Linked DNA regions of Homo sapiens: all the other regions are linked to region 2. The links are chromatin contacts, found by Hi-C or POLR2A ChIA-PET in ENCODE. All regions are on one chromosome and are shown on one strand. Each heading gives the region's core, a stretch centred on a gene start or an enhancer-like site at or near the end of the contact. The rest is flanking DNA. Distances are from core to core; before and after follow the strand shown.

The links. Hi-C counts contacts between places; a loop is a spot of excess contacts on that map. ChIA-PET counts read pairs that join two places held with the same protein, here RNA polymerase II (POLR2A). Pooled maps may share reads with other maps.
Region 1: a loop to region 2 is called in a pooled map, with 28 times the contacts of the local background. The contact joins the promoter of HBP1 here to the enhancer-like site in region 2. A Hi-C loop is called at or near these places in 2 of 37 single-sample maps with no recorded cell type and 17 of 50 pooled maps. POLR2A ChIA-PET finds 5 or more read pairs at or near these places in 1 of 52 experiments (CD4-positive, alpha-beta T cell).
Region 3: a map with no recorded cell type shows a loop between it and region 2 (35-fold over the local background). The contact joins two enhancer-like sites. A Hi-C loop is called at or near these places in 3 of 37 single-sample maps with no recorded cell type and 3 of 50 pooled maps.

The regions. Positions count from the first base shown.
Region 1 is chr7:107,167,326-107,170,333 of GRCh38, reverse strand. It overlaps HBP1 (HMG-box transcription factor 1), which reads right to left and starts at 1,331. Exons shown (of 11, transcript NM_012257.4): 1 at 1,149-1,331. RefSeq lists silencers at 632-851, 1,112-1,211, 1,230-1,803 and an enhancer at 1,522-1,681.
Region 2 is chr7:104,943,829-104,946,528 of GRCh38, reverse strand. The region is part of intron 1 of LOC101927902 (a long non-coding RNA gene); the gene reads right to left. Among named protein-coding and RNA genes, the nearest start is that of LHFPL3-AS2, 19 kb to the right of the region's middle. RefSeq lists enhancers at 871-940, 1,173-1,467, 1,261-1,570, 1,881-1,930, 2,571-2,630. Within about 2 kb of position 1,353, at least 37 of the 41 ENCODE cell types and tissues checked have a DNase peak (open chromatin) inside an H3K27ac peak, as active enhancers do; they include CD4-positive, alpha-beta T cell, where a contact is called at or near this core.
Region 3 is chr7:102,302,289-102,305,062 of GRCh38, reverse strand. All of the region lies in intron 2 of SH2B2 (SH2B adaptor protein 2), which reads right to left. Among named protein-coding and RNA genes, the nearest start is that of MIR4285, 11 kb to the right of the region's middle. Within about 2 kb of position 1,287, at least 3 of the 41 ENCODE cell types and tissues checked have a DNase peak (open chromatin) inside an H3K27ac peak, as active enhancers do.

The sequences.
Region 1 (3,008 bases), core at 82-2,581, 2.2 Mb before region 2:
GTACCTTTAATTTCAAAACCACTATTAGGAGTGCTTACGGCTATTCAGAGGGAAGTATTAATAAAGCTAAAGCCTCCATCCGAGCTGTTAGTAGGACTCCATCGCTTCCCAGTATGTATAACTCCTTTTCTAAGCCTCCTCTCGTCCTGGCATCAGTGGCACCATGAGCCAAAAACAAAACAAACAGAAAACTTGAGTATTACCTCGCTGTCAGTGCTCCTTCTAAAAACGACTGTAGCTGAAAACTCCCTAAGAATGAACTCGAGTGTAGAGTGCACAGCGGAGAGTGAAACACCCTAGACAGCACGCAGCATTTAAAGCTACAAAAACCTGGCTGTCCACTTCGCCTGGTTTGTTTTGTTTTGTTTCAATCGGCCTGCGGTGGCAGCATAGGTTGAAAGGCGGAGACTGGAATCGCCTGCCAAGCCTCCTCTTTGGGTCACACAGAGCGGTGCCTCCCGGTTCACGCCAAGTCCATCCCCCACCCTCTTTCGCCATTCATCGCGTTCCCCTCCCTTCCCCCCATCATGTGACCGCAGCCCGGACTCCGGGCTTGTTTTTCCCCTCGGCTCAGCCCCAGCGCGCAGGCGCCTGGGAGCCCATTCATTCGAACTGCGTAACAATGAGCCCCGGGGCCCAGCGGCTCCGCGAGCTCCTCAGCTCAGCCAGAATCCCCCTCAGTCCAGAAGGAGGCGGCGCCTCACTGGGGTCCCCCACCTCCGGCCAGCCCCCCACCCCTGGCCAAGCTCCGACCCTCCGCCCACAAACGGGGAGTTGAAGTCAAACTTTCCTGGGCAGCCCCGGCGCTGCGTCGGCCCCTTCCCCCGCCCTGGCCCGCCCCATCTCCACACCCGGCCCGGCCACCCACCGCGCGACCTGGCCCGGAACTTCGCCCTCCCCCTGCCTCCTCCCGGCCCCCGCCCGAGACCCCCTAGCGCCGCCGCCCCGAAGCCCAGGTGAGCTCGCGGGAGACGCTGCTCCGGTGGGCTCGCCGCGGGCACCAATCGAACGGTTAACTGCCCCCACCCCAAGGGCAACCCTCCGAGAAGAAGGAACGAGGACCCGAGCCCTCCAGTCTGCCCAATCCCCCGCGCTCCTGCCCCTCCCTTCCCCACCCCCACCTCTTCCCTAACTGAAAGACAACAAACCTGCCGCGAAGTGCCGGCAGCCCAGGCGCGGGCCGCTCCGGCCACGACAACACCACCAGCAGCTCTCGTACCCCCTCTCCGACCGACGTCGGCCTCCCCCGCGCGGGTTACTGCTCCCGCGGCAGCTCTTACTCCTCAACCGAAACTTTCCTACTTACCAAACCCGTCGCCATTACCAAGTCTTTCAAGCTTCGTCTTCCCCCTCCCCTCAACCCCCTGGGGGTTGAGCCCCGCCCAGCTCTTTCGCCCTCTTATTGGACTGCAGAACTGCCATTCGGTTCTTCCCCTTTCCCATTGGGTGGTACCGTGGTCCGTCTCGGGGGGCGGGCATGTATTGACTTTTGTGTTGTGTTTACTGGAGAAGATGGCATGTCAATCACAAGAGTAAGTGCTTCGGATTGGACTATTGCCGAGAGTCCGGGGACCCAAGCCAAACTTTGTCCCCGAAATGGATTGTGGGTTCGTAGTCTCAAGCCTTGGTCCTTGGCTGTGGGAGACTGCTGGCCGGGGAAGAGCTGGACTACGTATCCCAGAGGCGCTCGCACAGCGCAGTCTTGATAGTAAACAAGAGTCATAGGGACACGTGTATCAGCTCGTTTGTTTTGGTGTCTGGGACAAAAGGGAGGGGGCGGAGGAAGGGAGTGTTTTAAAGCTTGGGCCTCTTCTTTTCCTCCGGGCCTCTGCTAACACTTAGAGCGGCCCAAGCCTCTTGCAGCACCCAATCCGGGCCATAAACAGCCAGAGTTGCTCGCTGCTCAAGAGTTTGGCAGGAGGCCAGGGTATTGTTTTAGTGCGAGGGGAAGGAGATGACTGCACCAGCGGAAGTACTGCAGGCTAGCGAGGGACTTGATCACCCACAAATCACGGCCCCAGGCACGAAGGGGTCGAAAGTGATGCTGGGGGCTGCACTGGCAGTGGGAAGAACTAGAAGTCCTTTCTCTTGTGCCTTGCCTCACCACTCCCAGGACAGCAACTTGAGATTGCCTTGTCAGCTCTGTTCAGTTCACCTAAGTTTGTTGAGCCGCCACCTAAGTGCCAGGAAGAGTGAGGCTGGGGGATGGACTGTGAGCAAGCGAGAAGCTGGAGTCTAGAGAATTTACAAAGCGGGGGCGGGGGCGGGCGATTACGAAATTGAGGCAAGTTAAAGCGGCATTTTCCATACTGATTAGTATGCTCGTTGGTTAACGTAATACAAAGGGTGTAATGTATGACGTAAACTGATTTAATTTGTGAATCATTATCAGTAAGTTTCTCTGGTGAGTTTTATTAACCCTCTTTTCCTTCTAGACGTTTTCTCATTGATGAAAGAAACTGTCTTTCCACTTCATTTCCACTAGGAGTTCCTCAAGTTACGAATTCTCTGACTCACCAGAGACGCTTCCCTGCTTTATAGTTAACTTCTCTTTAAACATGGCTGTCCATTCACAGTCGGCTGCATCTAGTCAATAATTGGTGTCTTTACCATTCACATTACAAAGGCATGATTAAGCTTTTTCCCCCCTTTGAACCTTTAGTGTTTAATCATTTAAATTGTGCTTTAGATTTTCTAACTTTAGATCACTAAATATATGCTTAGAATTAAGATGAGGAAAACCTACATTAGTAAGAAATCTGTAAAAGCAAACCTTTGGACAGAGCCAGAAATCACACAGCTAGTTATTTCTTTAAAACCTCCTGCATTTCTTGGATTTTTAAATATACCTGAAAGCCGCGTAACAAATCAAGAAATCCAAAATAAGCCCCCACATGTTGAAATCGAGTTTAAAATTCTTGAGAATTCCCCATTTGAATCCGTGAAGTGAAATTATAAAGTAGTCCTCCCGTGTAATCAAATACTTACTTTCTATGTTCACAAATAGT
Region 2 (2,700 bases), core at 104-2,603:
CTCTGTCCTCTTGGCAGCCATCCTCCTCCAGAGCATGCTTTGGGCTCTGCTCTCCCAGGCTCCACTGTTTACAGGGACAGTTTCCAACTGGGGGGCATGCCCCAGCCTGCGTGGGTACCCTGCCTAATTCTGGCATTCACTTACCCACAAATGTAAACCATGGACTCCTATATAAAATGTATCAGTGATAAAGTTGATGTTTTGATCCCATTTGCTTTTTTTTTTTTTTTTTTTTTGAGATGAAGTCTCGTTCTGTCACCCAGGCTGGAATGCAGTGGGGTGATCTCGGCTCACTGCAACCTCCACTTCCTGGGTTCAAGTGATTCTACTGCCTCAGCCTTCCGAGTAGCTGGGATTACAGGTGTGTACTACCACACCCAGATAATTTTTGTATTTTCAGTAGAGACAGGGTTTCTCCATGTTGGCCAGGCTGGTCTTGAATTCCTGACCTCAAGTGATCTGCTTGCCTTGGCCTCCTAAAGTGCTGGGATTACAGGAGAGAGCCACTGCTCCTGGCCAATCCCATTTGTTTTTATTTCTCCTTGCCCAGCTCTTAATTACTCAGAACTTGGGAAGGGAAGAGAGGTTTCCTCTATTATAGTCTCTCAAATCTCCAAACTATTAACTCATTTAATCCTAACAAAAATTCCATTAGAGGACAGGGAGCAATGGCTCATGCCTGTAATCCTAGCACTTGAGAGGTGCAGTTGGGAGGATCTCTTGAGGCCAGGAGTTCAAGACCATCCTGGGCAACATAGTGAGACCCTGTCTCTACCAAAAATTAAAAGAAAAAAAGAATTCCATTAGAAAAGTACTCTTATTATCCTCTCAGATGAGGAAACTGAGCATTTGGCCTTTTGGTTGAAATACAAATATTTGCTCTCAGTCCAGGATCAGATGAAATTAAAGCATATAAGAGTGTTTGCAAACTGTTAAAGCTATGTATACAGAAGGCAATGAGGGTGGTGGTTCTGGCTTTCACACCCACTGGCAGTAGGACTCTGAGCAAGTACTTTCCGGACTTTAGTTCCTTTATCAGGAAAGTGAGGGGTGGGAGAGGCTGATCTGTGCAGATCCTTCCTGTTCTAACGCCTGTGACCACGAATCAGTGATGACTAGCCATTGACTGTTTTCTCCTGGCTTCCTCTGCGTCATTGAGGACTTTTGGATGCTGACTTTTCCCGATTGAGCTAGGCCCAGTCCCTGGGGAACACAGGCCACCTGAAACTCCCCCTCGTTGAATGGGCTGGGCTCAGTCATCTGAGGTTTGCTGCTCGGTTGCCTTTGGTTGCTGCAGCAACATAACACACGCCCACACTTCCGTTTCTGAGAGTGCGATGAAGGCTGATCTCCTCCTGTCGGCCACAGGGGCTCTCCCAGGCCCTGCCGCTCACAGTACTTCCTGGCTTCCTCACAAGGCCACCCGAGGGGAGGGGAAAGAAACCCACTAGTCATTCCTCGGGGGTTGTGGGAGTTGAAGTGAATACTTCCCCGGAAAAAAAAAAAAAAGGCACATCTCCATCAGGTCAGCACTGAGGGGCTAAAATCTCAAGAGATTCAGACTCAGTATTAAGAGACTGATTTGGCTGGGCGCAGTGGCTCATGCCTGTAATCCCAACACTTTGGGACGCCGAGGCGGGCGGATCGCCTGAGGTCAGGAGTTTGAGACCAGCCTGGGCAACATGGTGAAACTCCGTCTCTACTAAAAATACAAAAAATTAGCTGGGTGTAGTGGCAGGCACCTGTGATCCCAGCTACTCGGGAGGCTGAGGCAGGAGAACTCCTTGAACCCGGGAGGTGGAGGTTGCCGTGAGCCAAGATAGTGCCACTGCACTCCAGCCTGGGCGACAGAGTGAGACTCTGTCTCAAAAAAAATAAAATAAAATAAAGACTGATTTAGAACAGTGTTTGTGAACAGGATTTCTGCTTGCTGACGCCGTTGGAAGAGCCTGTGTTTTTGAAATGATTGACGTCATGAAATCTAGTTTGGTCACCAGGATATGGGGTTGACAAAGACCTTGTGGCAGGCCTTTACTATAAGTTTCATCTAATTCTGAAATTCAGTGCTTTCACACCGGAAGTGAGCAAAATAACAAAGAACAGAAAGTGGAAAAAACATTCTGACCTAGTGGAAACTATCTTTTGCCCACCTGCATTCCTGCAAAATAGCAGTCAAATTAGCCCAGATATCTACCTTTGAGGGGGTCCCCAGATGGTGTATCTCCCAAAGGGATTTTGTCGATGAATTTAACGCCCCAGTTATTCAGAAGAGAGTTCTAAAGGCATTATTAGAGGAACCTGAGGTTGTTTCTCTCTGCCTCCATAACAAAATAGCTCACTCTTTTGCACACCTGAATAAAGAAACTACACTGGGATCAGGAAATAAGGGCAGAGCCAGGGCAAATTCCGAACCAATGCAAGAAAACCTTTAAATGCAATTGCCCGGATAGTTCTCCCATTGAGAGGAACAGGATGTGTGCTGGCTTTAGCCAAGAGGAATGGGCTAGATAAGATGAGCATAGATTTTGAACATGCAAAAGGGTGAGGTGACCAGAGGGAAAAGGCGAGCAGCCAGGATAAGAAGACTCCTCTGTCCTTCTGACCCTTGCCCTCACAGGACCTGCTCCTACCAGCAACCAGCAGACACTTCCTCACTTAGGTGGGGGACTGAGGCTGTGGCCCTTGATGGCATTGTTCCCA
Region 3 (2,774 bases), core at 38-2,537, 2.6 Mb after region 2:
GCAGGGCTCTGTGGGACCGCCACTCTGTGCCTGGCCCCACTCGCTCTGCCTCAAAGCTCCCTGCCGTGAGCCTGAGGCCCCCTTGGGGCTGGCCTGAGTGAGATTCCCAGCAGCGCTGTCTCCAGGACAGGAACTTTCTTAGGAGGAAATGGAAAGGCCACACATTTGATGGGCAGGCAGATGGGAATTCCAGGAAGAACTGGCCCCTGTCCAGCGCGTGCAGGGCTAGGCTTGAAGCATGAACGGGGCCTGGCTAACCCCGGTGTGTGGCCATCGTGCCGGCCAGCGGGGCTGGGGACAGAGCAGACAGAGGCCTGCAGTGGAGGCCTGGACTGGAAGCTTCAGCAGGTATCCTGCTGGCCAGAGATGCTGTGGTTCCCCAGTTTGGAATCTGAGGTCCGTCAGTCCTGGTCCAGCTTCCTCCCACCTGCTCCAGCCACAACGCACTGTGCCCACATGCCTGAATGGTCAACTTGTTTACAACTCCAGGCCTTTGCCCACAGAGCTTGAACCTCCAAAAGTGCTGTTCCAGGGTGCTGGCCACCTGGTGAACACTTAGGTAGCCCAAGCTTTTCCTCCGGGGCTCACCCCAGTAAGATTTGCAAGCATCTTGAAAATACCAGGTTTCCCAGTGGTTTCCCTAATGGCGGGGGGCCGGCCTCATTGTTCCTTGGGTCCCCAGGGCTTGGCCTGGCATAGGGCAATGAGGGGACCTGGGGTTCAGGAGGCTCTTCCTGCAGGGGTGAGGAGGCAGGAAGCCAGAGACCTGACTCACCAGGGCTGGCACCTCAAAGGCTGTGTGAGAGGGAAATCTAAGGTGCCAGGCAATGGCTTCTGAGCCTGCAGGCCCCGAGCTCCTGACTGCTCCAAGGGTGCATCTAGGCCTCTTGGAGGCAAGAGATCTGGACCGTGGGTGGGTGCAGAGGCAGTGGGGGTATCATTCAGGGCATCCCAGGGGGCTCACTCACCCTGGGAGCCTGTCTCCTGGGACCAGACACATTTGGGAAACTCAACCAAGTTCTTAGCATGGTAGGAGCTGCCCTCCCATGGGAATGACTCCTGAATACCCACAAATGCCCCCACCTTTGCATGACACAAAGGAGGGGAAGGGCCCAGTGACCCTGCAGGAACGCTGCCCTCTGCCAGCAGCAAAATTAGTGGGCTCTGCTGGGACTAAGCGGTGGAGTGGGGCGGGGGCGGGCACCAGCTGCTCCTTCCCCTTCTCCGAGGGCAGCAGACACTGCTATTTACAGAAGGGCAGCTGTGACTGTCACTCAGGCCCAAGGCACTGGAGCCCTGGGCTTCTGTCCCTGCCCTCTGGGTGACCCCGGGTAAGCCCCACCCCACCCGTCACTGGGCCTCGGTTTCCCTTTCTGACAAGGAGTGGAGTCGGGCTTAGGGGTCTAGGATTTCTCCCAGGGAATTAAAGGCAGGGGCCTGGGCAGGAAAAAAGCCCTAGGGAAGTGTAGGGGTGCTGGGACCTGGGGAAAAAGCTCTTCAGAGAGTAGCTGTGTCCCTGGGAAGTCACTTTTCCAGGGCCCATGTGGCTCATGGGCAATGAGCCTTGGGGAGCCCACACCCCTGCACCCCAGCAGACTGAGAGATGGAGAGAGAGCCAAGAAGCGGCGGGTGACTCAGAGAGCACCCAGGGACAGAGTGGGCCCTGATGCGGGAGGTGGGTGTGGGGTCCCCGGTGGTCCCTGGGGGTGCTGTCGGCTGCTGCACCAGCAAAACCTCCCCCTGCCTAAACCTCTCAGTGCCCAAGGACCTCCACTTCCATGTTCCTTTCGTTCTTGGGACCACCAGGGTGGCAGGTATCATTAGATCGGATTTTTTTTTTTTTTTGAGACAGAGTTTCGCTCTTGCTGCCCAGGCTGGAGTGCAATGGCGTGATCTCGGCTTACCACAATCTCTGCCTCCTGGGTTGAAGTGATTCTCCTGCCTCAGCCTCCCAAGTAGCTGTGATTACAGGCATGTAATCCTGTATTTTTATTAGAGACGGGGTTTCTCCATGTTGGTCAGGCTGGTCACGAACCCCTGACCTCAGGTGATCCACCTGCCTCGGCCTCCCAAAGTGCTGGGATTACAGGCATGAGCCACCGCGCTCGGCCCCCAGTTTTTTGTTTTGTTTTGGTTTGGTTTTTTGAGATAGGGTCTCACTCTGTCGCCTAGCTTAGAGGGCAGTGGTGCAGTCTTGGCTCACTGCAACCTCTGCCTCTTGGGTTCAAGCGATTCTCCTGCCTCAGCCTCCCAAGTAGCTTGGACTACAGGTGCGCGCCACCATGTCCTGCCATGTTAGACCAGCTCTGGCACCCGCCAGCTGGGTGACGTTGGGCAGGCCACACTTCCCTCTCTGAGCATCTGTCTGCGCTCTCTTCTGTAATCTGGGGACCATGTGCTCACCTCGCTGGGGTGGGGTACCCAGAGGATGACAGTGTGTCTGTGCAGATGCCCACCAGGCTGGGGTCTGGACACACTGTGGGCTCTCAGAGGGTGGGCACTATTGTTACAGCTATTCCCACTTTCCAAAGCAGGGGGGCCACCTTGGAGAAGACGTGACACTACTGCCAGGGACCTGATGGCCAGCCCCTAAGAGGGGAAGGGTCAGTGCATGCCAGTGAGCAACAATGTTGGTGACAGCCAGAAAGAAGCCTGGCATCCCCCTGGCCAGAAAAGGACCCCCTGGGCAGGGGCTGGGCTGGAGTCTGGCAGCTGAGCTGGGGAAGAGCAGAGCCCCATGGAGTCAGACACAGACCTCCCAGGGAGCCCTCTGC